Linked DNA regions of Homo sapiens: region 2 is linked to region 1. The links are chromatin contacts, found by Hi-C in ENCODE. All regions are on one chromosome and are shown on one strand. Each heading gives the region's core, a stretch centred on a gene start or an enhancer-like site at or near the end of the contact. The rest is flanking DNA. Distances are from core to core; before and after follow the strand shown. Region 1 holds the start of LHFPL1 (LHFPL tetraspan subfamily member 1). Region 2 has its middle 130 kb from the start of XACT.

What was found. Hi-C counts contacts between places; a loop is a spot of excess contacts on that map. Pooled maps may share reads with other maps.
Region 2: a map with no recorded cell type shows a loop between it and region 1 (5-fold over the local background). The contact joins the enhancer-like site here to the promoter of LHFPL1 in region 1. A Hi-C loop is called at or near these places in 8 of 37 single-sample maps with no recorded cell type and 4 of 50 pooled maps.

What each region holds. Positions count from the first base shown.
Region 1 is chrX:112,676,630-112,683,550 of GRCh38, forward strand. LHFPL1 (LHFPL tetraspan subfamily member 1) reads right to left here and starts at 3,309. Exons shown (of 4, transcript NM_178175.4): 1 at 3,200-3,309.
Region 2 is chrX:113,744,206-113,751,126 of GRCh38, forward strand. No RefSeq gene overlaps it. Among named protein-coding and RNA genes, the nearest start is that of XACT, 130 kb to the left of the region's middle. Within about 2 kb of position 3,271, at least 2 of the 41 ENCODE cell types and tissues checked have a DNase peak (open chromatin) inside an H3K27ac peak, as active enhancers do.

The DNA of each region.
Region 1 (6,921 bases), core at 2,059-4,558:
CCATTCTAGCACAGCCTCGTGGGTAGAAGTCACCTCAACCTATATGATGCAGGAAACCCACCTAAACCATACATGGCAAATGGTTATCTCCATTACTTTTAAAGAACTCTAGGAAAGGGAAATCTATAATATCTCTTAGTAGCTTAACAACTCTCACCGTCAATAAATAATTTGTTATATGCCTTTATAAACTTTTCTTGTTGCAACCTAAGGCCAGATCCTTTTGTTGGGTCCTCAGAGGTAATGGAGAACAGCTAGCCACCATCTTCCAAATGAGAGCCCTTCATCAACTCAGATTGCTAGCAGGAGACCTTTAGCCTTTTTCCCCATAATGAGCATTCTCCCTCTCCCTGTGGTGTCCAATTGCCAAGCCTTTAATCATTTGTTCTCACTTTTTTCACTTTCTTGTATACCTACTAATGTATGGGCACTTACAATGAAGTATCAATGAAAGTGAAACGTTGCTTTTATATTTCTCTTGGTGGAGAAAAACAAAGCTATTCCTTCCTGTATCACCTCCTCCCCAGTACCCACAGAAAAAGACACAAATCCTTTTGTTTCCACTTGAGCTTGTTGTGCAACTTCTGAGTTAAGGAAAGCACTGCCTTTCCCAGGGTAAGAGGGTACAGGCAAAACAGTAAGCAAATTAAAGACTAGAACATGAAGTGGTAAGAAAGGGAGTCAGTGACTTAACAGCTGCTGAGGGAAACATGCCTGCAAGACTGCTGGTTTAGGACTGGTCTGTGAAGAGCAGCTTTCTTGGCACTGGTGTTGGCAAAGGAACGTGAACAGGCCTTTCTCCTCACGCCCCCAGACAGTGTGCATTGTCTTCCTGCCAATCCTGTTACAAATACATCTTACTCAGAGTTGAGACTTCCCTAGGAAATGAATGAGATATGCAGGCATATGTTTCCAGTGGGTAAATAGAGTCCTGCTCCAGAGAAACGTGTTGGACCGATGTGACTCCTTATATCAAGTTGGGTATATAAGCAGCCTGACCATGCTAGATCTTTCTGTTTCAGACAAAGCTTCAAAAAAAAAAAAAAATACTGCTACTCCCCAAACATTTCTCTCCTCATGTTCTGCTACCTGTCTCCCTCAGGGGTTTCTTCTCCTCTGGCTATCTCCATTATGAGAAGTGCTCTGAGTTCTCCTGTGCCTGAAATCATCTCATGATGTACTCACTCATCTTGGTGACTCTAAGAAGATCTCTCTTTTGACTTGTGTCTTTTATTTCAAATTCCTCAGATTTCATGTTTGCTGAACTTCTTTCTGGGCCTTCTTCTTCCTTCCCTCCTTTTTTAGTTTGGGGTAGAAAGACCAGCAAAACTGTGTTGGGTGAGTTTATGTGTTTATTTGCATCTCTCCATCCAGAGGTGGGAATGCTCACAAGCAGGTAAGGCATTAAAAGGCAGGAAGCCAGAGACTAAGTGGAGAGAAAGGACTAACTGAGCAATTGATAACTTTGAAATGATCAACTCTAAATAAATATATTTGACCATGCAGAGACAAAGAGAGCTCATAAAAAGAACCTCCACATCAGGCCCTGGGCTATTTCCTTTCTCCAGAGTTTGAGACTGGAAAGGTAGGAACTGGAATAACCTCCCCAAATTTCATATGAGCTTCTCTCTCCTTCCCTCTCCCCAAGATGCTGCTCCTTGAGCTCCCCATCTATCCTATGATTTTAAAAGTGAGGTACCAATGAGAGATCTTCATCTCAGTTCTTATTCTGGCTAGACAGGTGCCATCATCTTCAGTGATAAGCTGGTTGGCTACGAGTTCTATCTCACACTCTCAGCTGGTTAGAAACTACCCCTATCAAGATCCCTGGCAAGACATTGTTAAGCCCTAAACCCCAGCCCTGTTATTGTTGCCCATTAGTCTCTCCACTCCATTGTATAAGCTGGGAATAAAATGTCACCACAGCTGACCACTTCTATTGAGTGAATCTGGCCCATATGGGAAGAAGATGGGCTGATTGCTTTTCCAATCACTTCAGAGAAGTTGAGAGGCAGCATGGTATATCAAGAATGTTTGTCTCAACAGAATCACTTTCAATGCTTGTTCAGAATCACTTTCAATGCTTGTTCAAAATGCAGACTATGTCACCCCCTCCTTGATTCACTGAATTCGAATTTATGGGAATTCATATTGTTAAAAATCCTCAATTTATTCTAATGGGAACTAATGATTGAGGAATACTGTTTTAGTGGAAAAGTCACAATTTTGGAATCAGATCAGAGACAGAGTCCTGAGGTCTGCCCCTTACAGGCTATATGCACATAAAAAGATCACTTAAAACCTCTGAGTTTTGGTTTCATTTATAAAATGGAAATGATTAAGCATAAAATTCAAGTGAAACATCTGCACTATACCTAACACCAGAGTAGGTATCAATTCTCTCCCTTTCTACCAGAAAAGACCCTATTCTCTCATAAGTAATGGAAAAGACTTGAAACCACCTAAGATTTAGAACATCTCTCCTTTCCCCTTTCTCTCCCCACAACCACTCCATGGGTGATTTTTCCTCACCCCTAGGCTTCATTCTATTTTCAGTTCCCCACCACAAAATGAAACCACTTGGCCAAGTGTTCTTTGCAAGAATGGATTTATAGTTTAAGTATTTCAGGTTCTTCTGGAAATTGTCATGCCTTGGCACATAGTAGGAACTCATAAATATTTACCAAATGGATGCATTCTTTTATTTCCAGCCTGAGAGGCCTCAATATTTGCATTTCAGTTTAACTTCATTACCCCATTTCCGTCGCATAACCCCTTAGATTTAGGCAAATCCAGGAGATCAACCTACCACATTAGCAAACCGGATCCATTTTTACTTGTATAGACAGGTCATAACAAAATCACTCTCTCCACTCCCAGAAACAGGCACTTCATCTCCTCAGGTTACCAACTCCCCTGGGGAAACCAACTAGCACTTAACCCTTAGGTCCTCAAATCTTGTCAATATGAAATAGGAATCCAGCCCTGATTCATCTTAGCCTCTGTGCAAACAACGGACTATGAAGAAATAAAAAAGCACCAGGCTGCCCTCGGGTAGAAAACGGCTTCTCTGAGCTTTGAGATGAAAGGACAGGAAACCTGAGAAAGGAAGGGGAGAAGGGGGGGCTGAGCAAGGGGAGAGCAAAGCAGTTTCTTATCCAGCTGTTTGAATTGCATTTGGCCCAAGTTGCATATTTACCTTCTGACCACGAAGGCTGACTGACTTGTTCCCTCTCTTCAGGCTCAGATCTCAGAAACAACTTCTCCTTACAGCTTGTTAGACAAGGATGGGAATACTAGCTGCCCTTTGCAGTGATGCCTGAAAACCTTGCTTTACCTTTGGGAGAAAGGGGCGGAGTCCAACCTAATGGGGATTAACTCCAAACACGCTGGAGGCTTCAAACCCAGCCTCAGACATACAGGCACTTGAAATAGAAAGTAGCTTAGTGGGCACAGAGTCCCCAAACCTCCAACCTCACAGCGGACAAAGCAGCTCTGTGTGTGTGTGTGTGTGTGTGCGCGCGCGCGCGCGCGCGCGCGTGTGTGTGTATGTGTGTCCGCGCGAGCGCGCGCGCATGCGCGCAGGCATGCCCGCGCTTGAACTGCGTTATCTTACTTCCTCACTTGCTGCCCAAAAGCCTGCTGAGGAACAGAGATTTTCTCTAATTTTCCTCCAATGCCCTAGATAATCTCTACCATGGTAGGTAGCAGACCCATGTGGCTAGAAGTGACTGAGAGAACACATGCCTAAATAGAATAAGACAGAACAACCTCTTCTCCCCAAACTGATTTCCATTGCCTGATGGGGAAGATGCTCCAGCAGAGCAATCTTTGGCTCCAAGATGTAATGAGCTTACATTTCAGAATTTGTGGAAATCATACATTGAAAGGAATAACTAATATATTTTTATAGTAATAATACAATCAAAAGTCAGTGTTTAATTTATCCCAGTGCACTAATAACTGCTACTCTGCTTGGGAAAAGAGCTGAGTGGTCTGGAGATGAATGGAGCTTTGCCTGATGTTCTACTCCAACCCGATGTCATATTTCCCACCTGTGAATGTCCCTGACACTTCATATTTGGGGAAACTTATTATCTTCTACCTAGTATCATTATTATTATTATTATTTTCGTACATGTCTCTTTTCCCCTCCTAGATGGCCTGTGAATGGGGAACTTTGCTGAACAAATCCAAATGATTTAGAAGGAAGAATGGTTACATTAACAGAGCACACTGGACTGATCCAAAGTATCCATGCTTCTCTGATGGCCCAGTTCCCTCACCAGAATGCTACAAAGGTGATTAGGCCTATTTTCTAGCATGTTGTGGCAATAATTCAAAATATGACCGTAAATTAACATATTAATTGTACCGTGATTATTTAATGAACTTACAAAGTTTCTCCTGCCTTCTGTGTATACCACCTGTGTCCTGCCTTTTATCAGTGATATGATCCTATATTCATGCATGTATTTGTCTATCTAGCAACTTTCCATCAGCAATTTTTACCGTTTTGTTCTACAACACAGTGATAAATCCATTCCCATCTGTAATCATGGCTTACTGAGGCCATCATGTTTCTGGGGGAAGCACAGATGACTCCTTAGGTGGAATGTTAGACTTTTGGCAGTGTAAGCCCCCCAACTAAGTTTTATAACCTCCCAGCTGTCATTCCCTTAAGAACCATTGCTTCAGACATAGGATTATGTAAAAAGAAATGTTAGGCCCTCCTTCATTAAATATAGGTTAATATTAACTGACACGTAGTAACTGTGTGAGATACGGCTGAAAATGTTGACATATAAAAAATAGATGATCCCCACTCTATGCACAGCAGTAAATATTGCCCTTTGCTTAGTGACTACACCTGTCATTTGGGGAACCTATCATTATTTGAAACTCTAAGAAGAATACCATTTTACTTTCCTCTTTTATCCTCTTTTCTCTATAGACACTTAAGTGTATAATAAATAATAATCTAATTTATTGGACAAAATTTTATTTCCTGTTCTTAACAGTTGAACGCTCTCTCAGAAAAAAATTGCTTGCATCTTGTGGCTCTTGATATGTTTTCAATTAAAAATGCTCTTCAGCCTTGCTTTCGTAAGATTATGTGGAAAGGCTTGAGAAAGGAACACTTCTTGTAATGTATTTAGGGGACAGGATGGTGCTAAAATGGGTATTGGAAAGGAAACTAGGGAATACCTAAATCCTGCCTTCAATCAGTCTGGAATAAGAGATTCTGCAAGGGTAAGATATGGGTAACAGGTGATTCTGATATATACCCCCATCCCCATCCTTCATTTGCCAAACACTGTTGTATACAATAGCATTTCCCAAATGAGATGAACACCCCCACAGCATTTTGCAGTCTAGACAAGGGGTCAGCAAGCCGGAGACTGTGCATGCCAAATCCAGTAGGCTGTCTGTTTTTGTAAAGTTTTATTGGCACACTCCCACTGTTTATTCACTTATGTATCATCTATGGCTGCTTTCATGCTACACTTGCAGAGTTGAGTAGTTGTGACAGAGATCTTATGGTCCACAAAGCCTAAAAATATTTACTAAGTGACTCTTTACGGAGAAAAGATGTTGACCCCTGGTTAAACACACATCAGTATATTATAGTAGAGACATTGTGTTGATTACGAGGAGAAAGAGGTTGGAAAGGAAGGGAAAATTGTGAAATAAAAATAAATGCTGCTTGCTGTCAGCTTTGTTAAGGTGCCAGTTAACCCACACTAGTTAAAATCTATTCCCTGTGAGTTAGCAACACACAGGAATTCAGCTAAGCCAAACATTTGGTAGTTTTATGAAAATATATTTTTCTGTTAATTATCCTTTGAACCTCTGTTGATGTTGTTTTCCAACATATTTTAAGTTATTTTTTCCTCTTTTGTCAGAGCGTCTTCTTCTCTTATTAGTATGTTCTGTTCTAGTCTTCCAAGACAGAAGCATTTATTTTGTAAAAAAAATCATTTCTAGAATCCCATTGCCCTTGAACTTCGGGAAATTTGTATATATGTGTTTGCAAATTTAAAACCATGTGAACTCCATGACCTGTCACCAATACAGATTGGATATGGAAGGTACTCCTTGCCTAAACTATAGTTTCAGTTATAGATTGAAAACCTAGAGATGAAACTTATATTTCTTTAGTATATAAAAATGAGAACCAATAACTCTTTTGTTGAGTTTCCTTTTTGACCTCGAAGGATGAACTGATAGTGTTAAGCAGTGATGTGGTGTGTTGGTAAACATTTAGTAACTGGCTTCAGGAGGTGGGAGGTGGAGGGCTGCAAAAGAGCCCTGATTTGTGGCATCTGCTGATTGCCATAGTATAAATACTCCCATCACAGCCAATTTCAAGCTACCAGCTTGACATCAGTAAAAGTAGAATTGGGAAGAGATACACACAATCGATTCTTAGAAGCTGCTACAAGCCAGCTTCAGCATACCACTGGAACTCGGATTCAAGAAGTTACTTCTATCTTGGTCTGTGTAGATTTATAAGCTACACACAATATTAACAAAAATGGGATTGCTGTTATAGTTGTTTCATATGTTACACATAGGCTTCTCTCCACTACACAATATGTTTCAAAATATATTTTAAAATGCATTTCAAAAATATTTTGCTGCACCAACTTTTAAGCTTTTGCAGTGCAATTTGTGTATTATTCAGAAGTAAACCAAAAATAAATTTGCTCATGGATCTTGCTGCCTGCTTTAACAGCTTTTGAGGGAGGATTTTTATTATATTTATAGTAGATGAAAATAAAACAGATTGCAAATCCTTTTTTTAACTAAAATCATGTACCAAATTTTGGGTCCAAATTGAATAGGGTAAGTTAAACTAAATTGCATTATATTCACACTACTATGAGTATCTTTCTGTAAGCATATTTATGTTTAAGT
Region 2 (6,921 bases), core at 2,021-4,520, 1.1 Mb after region 1:
ATTTCTCCTTTTCACCTGAAATCTTTTCTGTTATTTGATGTTGCCTCCACCTGCTATGTGTACTCACATAAACATGCCTTGTCAGGATAGTATACAAGGATGTCACCAGCACCAAAATGAATCTTTCTGGTAACAAGTATCACAACAACCCATCCCCCACTTAATTAAATGTTGCTCCTCTGATGGCCATGTTGTTTCATCATGGTGATGTATCAGCTCCCAAAAGCTTTACTACCTTATTCTGGGACTCTTTGACTAATATCACTGTTGCCCCTTATGCTCATACTAGGTTGGTGCAAAAGTCATTGTAGTTTTTGCCATTCCTTTCAATAGATAAAGAATAGAGACTTTCTAGTAGAAAAAGAAATTCTGTCATTACCTACATCTTAATAGGTACACTATATTGTCTAGTATTAACTCTGTGTCAACCACCCTCATAGTCTCCTATGCAATACAGTGAAGCAGCTGAGAACCACATTTCCCAGAGTATCCTTCCTCATGTTAAAATTTGCCAATGAAAGACATACAGAATATGGGAAACAGAAGAGAAGGAGGGGTCATTACTCTCTGGAAACAACTGCAGTCAGACAAGTGGGCAGACATGACGTTTGAAGGAACTTCTTAAGAATCACCGACATCCCTGTTTTGTATATCATACTTGTATAGTTATAGTTGGTTAGAGTCCTCCAAACATTTCTGGCATTCACAGCAGCTTCAAGGGACATTCTTGAGACCCGCTCACTTCACTGCTGCAGATTGAAATAGTTAGGGAATCTTCTAAATGTTCCTGGGATTTGCTGTGGCTTTGGGATGACCTTAGGAGAACCACCTGCTTCAATGCTGAAGGCTGAATTCACTGGCTGTGGCTTCCTTGACCTTTGCTCCGCCTGTTTTTTCCTTTCAAATGTTGAATAACTTTCAATTCCCCCAACTAAAACTTTCATACTTTCCATATATAGAGTGGCTCTGATTTCTTGATCTAGCCCTAATTAATACATTAAACTTTATCCCTCTCCACTTTGTGAATTTAGTGAAACCCTTAATAAGATTTCTAAATTCCAATCTCTCCCTATTTGGGACAAATAGAAGCATCCTCTAAAGTGTTCACACTGGTTTGAATTAGTCCAAGTAGAGGTTGTAAGTATCTTTCTTTTTCTGTAGTAACTTCATCATTTCACACGGTAAGATGAGATCAAGGTGTTAAAACATTTACATTGAGATGATTGTTGCATCCACAGAACCTCATACTTCCTAAATTTCTGGAACATGTAGCACTAAAGCTCCCATTGTCTTTTTTATGGGTAGATCCTCTTTGAGCCTTGAAGACTAGGTTCAATGGCCTATAAGTTATTCATTTGCTTCTTACTAGTTTTAGCATTTGTGATTGCAAAGAATAATTCATTAGTTGCATAATTACTACCAAAAATAAATTATTCAATATATATACCTAGAGAAATTTTCTTCATAAAAGGTTAATTCTGTGTATCTGTTAATTCATGCCCATCTCAGAAAGTATACTCTGTCTGTTTGAAAGGACCATTTTGAAGATTTAATGAATCTTAAAATCTTCTTAAGTTCCTGAATACATTATTGACCAATCAAAACTTTGCTGAAATGTCCACTTACCCTCTGATACACTTAGGTACTTATCATACTTCAACAGATCTGATTGATCAAGATTATAGCTGAGACTTGGCTAAAATATTGGCAGATGTTTCCTTATAAAAGTTCACTTCTGAAGACATTACAGTCTTAAAAAGCTGTCATTGATATTTGAAAGACTACCTTATATAAGTGATGTGCTATTCTGATTTAATTATGAAAGCAAATGGAAAGCTAAGGGGTTTATACTCTGGAATGTGAAATAATGGTGTTAAGCCATCATGTCTCAGTTTTTTGGATATAAAGGAGTAAAAGTTTGTCTTGTTAAGCATTAAATGAATGTCAAAAATATGGAAACAGAAATTGGAATTTGGGGTTTGTTTGCTGCACCAGGTGGACTCCAGCTATCAGAACCAATAAAACACCTGTTGAATCCTTTAGAATAGGCATGTTATACATTTGTTTTGACCATTGGGACATAAGAGGCAAATACGACAATCAGCAACTTCACTGAAGGCATCACCAAGTTACACACTCCTATGAATTCTTCATGTAAATCTAGAATAAAAATGAACAAATTCATAACTGTTCAAGGTATGCAGAATTTCCAGACTTCCACATTGTCTCTTATTTGGCCTATAATCATCTTAGAAATACTCATAAAGCTCTGAACAAGTACTACAGTATAAGCTTTGGGAAGAAAGTTGAAGGTTAAAGAGTGTGTGTCAAGCGAACGTGCAAAATAGGTATTGTACCATAGACACTCCTTTTCTCCTGCTAAAAACATCCTTTTTGTCTCTAGCCATTCAGTATCCTCATGTTCCCTCAGCTACATCTGTGATAATAAATAGTCTGATAAACTCATCCATTCCAAAAAATCACTGATGTGCTGTTCAAAGGAAATTTTTAGCTAAAGAGAATTACTGGACAAGTAATGATAAAACCTAATCATTGCTAATAAATATTATTGGAGCAACTAAAATGGTACAAAAAGACATTTGGAGTCAGGGACACATTCCTAGTATCCTTTAAATCACAGCATATTTTACTTCTATGTAACACTGAGCTTGTTTATTTTTCTATTTCTTTTTATTTATTAATGTCTATGTTCTATTTATCTGAACTCAGATTTGGTATCAGCAGCCGACCTAGGCTTTCCTTACCAAAATAAGTTAACACAGGTGAGTGTCCAGATACTCAAGATTTACATACCAGGTTCACACATTGCTAAATCTAAACTAATTTTCTTTTTATTCTATTTCAAACTCCACTACTGAGCCACCCAGTGAACTCCATGTTTCCATTACAAAGCCAGTACTAGTAGAAAAGCCGTGACCTGTAAGAAGAGCTCAAAATAATGGTGGAATAAAAGGGAAAAAATGTCAAAAGAATTCATTAGGTTATAATAAAGTTGTGTAATAAGGACATCACTAAAATTCCACAAGAAATTCTTACATAAGAACATTCAAGGAAACACCTGTACACTACCTTCCTATACTTGTTCTTATGAGAGAAATAGTGATCCATGATTTATAAATCCAATAGTACTTAATACAGTCAGAAAGTTGTATTTATCCCATTATTCCCTTTGTAACTTTTTAATTCTCTCACTGCCTCTATCAGCCCTCAGGGGATACCAGCTGTGTTTCAGGACCCATAAAGAACCTGATTAGAGAAACAGGATATGAGAAAGCTAATTATAGATGAAGGCAATTCAAACTACAAAATAGCTACAGGAAAGAAAACATTTGGCCAAGATGAATTTGGCAAAATGAAAAAGTGCACAGCCATCTTCTGCTAGGCCTATCCCTAGGTAAGAAGAAACTAGAACCCACCCCCGACTACCTGCAAAAGGAAAATTCTTTGGGAAAATATTTTTAAATGTGTTTTCTAAGTCACACACAGAGAGATATTGTAATTACCCAGAGGAAATCTGGTCACTCAACTTCCTGTTTCTTTCTTATCTTTCACTCACAAAGTTACATAAAGGTAGGTGGAACTATCCAACAATAAACCAGACTGATAATTATTACAGTGTGCTTAATGACAAGTAAAAAGTGCACTTGCTCTAAGTCAGAGCTGCCAACTTGAGAATAAAGAAAAGATCTGAAGACAAACATAATAACTCAGTGATTAGACTGAGGGCAATGATGCTATTGCCATGGAAACCATTGAAAAGTACCCAAAATGTATTGTAAATACCATCTCTTTGTTGTATTACTTATTTATTTGTCAAAAAGCTCTCTAATGTGTTCAATAATATTAATTGAGAAGAACAAATATTTTAAAGGTTATGTCTCAAAATATTTTGTAGCCAATATTCTATGAACAAAATAACATGAAAAATTGGCAACAGGATGGCAGTAAATTCCGAAGTTTGGAGGTATGCTTAATTGACTTTGGTTTTGCCTGGAATTTCTTGACAGAGATATTGTGCCCTGGCAATACAAACATGCCTTATATATAACATGAAATAGTCTCTATGATTTGCATGTGCCAACATAGTATTTTCTAATGTCATTTAATTGCTTTTTTTTTTTTTTTTTTTTGAGACGGAGTCTCTCTCTGTCCCCAGGATGGAGTGCAGTGGCACTATCTCGGCTCACTGCAAGCTCCACCTCCTGGGTTCACACCATTCTCCTGCCTCAGCCTCCTGAGTAGCTGGGACTACAGGTGCCCGCCACCATGCCTGGCTAATTTTTTGTATTTTTAGTAGAGACGGGGTTTCACCGTGTTAGGCAGGATGGTCTCCATCTCCTGACCTCGTGATCCGCCCACCTCGGCCTCCCAAAGTGCTGGGATTACAGGCGTGAGCCCCCGCGCCTGGCATTTAATTGCATTTTTAACATTTCATACCATCGGCCTCCTTTCTTCTGTTTCTAAACAGAATGAACGTCCTAAAACAAGAAAATTAAGCAAGATATCTTCTGTTGCACAACCTGTTTTTGTTCATTACCAATTTAAATTAACTTGACAATCATTGAATAATCCCAACAAAGTGGTATTAGGTGCTGAAATAGCAATGGTGCTATTTAAAATTCATAGATGATGACACACAGTAAGTACTAAATAAATATTTTGGAATGAATGAATCTATTATTAAAAGTCCCACAATTAAAACATCTTTTCACAAATTCCAAATCTGCTCTTCTAGATCCATGAACCAACCAAGATTTTTTTTTTTCTTTTGGTCTATTTCACTACTCCAATTTATAAACAGACATGAAAACCCCAAACAGCTTTCCTCTCTTTCCCTAGGAGGGCACCTATCACAAATATCAAGGATTTTATTTGATTTTCACATTATGCCAAAGTAACACCAATAGCTTAGACTCAGAATTTCTACCTAACTTTAGTTGCACATAATGTCTCTTCCTGTCTTAGAGAAAAAAGATCGATGTCAGTATTGATTCACTTAACACTAAGGCCTGACAACATAACGTAATTGTAAAATAGCCTCTCCATCATTTCAACAAATTGGAGAGAAACATCTTCAAAAACACAGTTCATGAACACATTTAGGAACTCTATAAAAGAGGCACATATGTGTGGAGACAATTTTTGGAACTACAATTTTGTGATTCCATGGAAAAAATAGCTAAACTACGTTTCAACACTTGCAATTTTTAAATAATTACAGTTCCCACCTGTGTGCTAAGATTTCTGGTTGTAAAAATGTGGATGCTGGCTTATTCTGCAACAAAACTGAAACATAATAATGAGGACAATGGATTCTACTTCTAGGATTCCCCTCCCTTAGGGATTACAACTTCTTTTCAATGGTTCACTCCATTAATCCTTATACCATCCATCCAAGTTGGGCAGGAGGTAACCATATCATCCTGGTTCTATACACAGAGGAACTGATCTGCTGAAAGATTAAGTGATTTGCTTGCAATCAGACAATGAGCCAGAAATGGAGTGGGGCAAAGGAACATGGTGTGACAAAAAAGACTAAGGATAAAAAGCAATAAGGAAAGTAGGGAACCTGGTGTACTAGTCAACCCATTGCACTCAATTGGAGTTCTAAATGTATAACCAAACCACAGAAAAAAGAAAAAAAAAGTAATATTTGATGGAGAAGCAGTGCAAGAAGGTCTCATGATTATGAATTTTCAAAACTAAAGACAGCAATTTTAAACCACAATAAACATGCGGCAAGATAAGCTACCTGGCTGACACTGAGCTGCAAATTCAGACTCCCAATGCTTTATGTTTATGTCTCTTGTAAAGTTACTTACTACATATTCTGGAGGACTTTATAATTCCATCATCATGTCAACAAGTGCTTTCATTTGTGAACCAAGGCACATAAGACCTCTTAATCCCCAAACTGAATGTTTCCCTGTCTCTTCCATTTTATACCTACTTAATTGTTTCACCTCTTTCTTAGTCACCTTGGCTAGGCACTATAGATCTCAAAGCATTTTGGAGTTAGATAGAATAGCTTAAAAAATCACTTAGTCCTACGTTCTGCAAAGGATTAAGTAAATCAAATATCCCTCAAAAAAAAGTGTGTGGTCAAGTAAGTATGTAAAACACTTCGTTTTCAACTCCTTTTTAGAGTTTTACAGTACATGTAAATACATTAAGTGTTCTGACATGTTAACCTGTAAATAAACTGTTTCATTTGTTAAAGTCAAATTTTCAAAAATATTTACCCATCAAACCATTATTGTGCAAGTGTATCACATCTGTATAACACCTGTGGAACGTATTTGGGAACACATATAAAGTCTAACTCATTTATTTCACATTTTACAGAACACAGAGGGAGAAATAAATCATGCGCCCAAGGTCACAACAGCTAACAGGAACAGAGGCAGGATGTGCAGTGAGGTCTCCAGAATCCTAAACCTGTTTTCTTTCCATTAAGTCATTCTGTCTTTGACTCTTTCCTCACTTTTAACATATAAATCTGGCATTGTATTTTATCTATTATATCATGAATAGGTTTTCTGAAGAAAATATCCTCTTTCCATTCTCAATATCAATTAATTCTTTCTGTAGTTCTTAAACTTGGAAAATTATCAGAATCAACAGAAGGGCTTTTTATTTTTATTTTTGCCCCAGAACTGAGCAGATGGAGGAGCTTTTCAGAAGTAAAGATTCCTGGGCTTCAGATATATAGAATCAGAATCCCAAGGGTGGGAGCCAATATCACCTAGCTATGCATAAGTGATATTGGTGAGCCCTAAAGTATGAGAATTTATTCCTTTAGAGCAGAATTTAGTGGGTCTAACATCTTCCTTGGGGTATTTTTGAAAAAGTAGATTAAGCCTTGTGCCTAGAAATTCTAATTTTGTAGATCTGGGATGG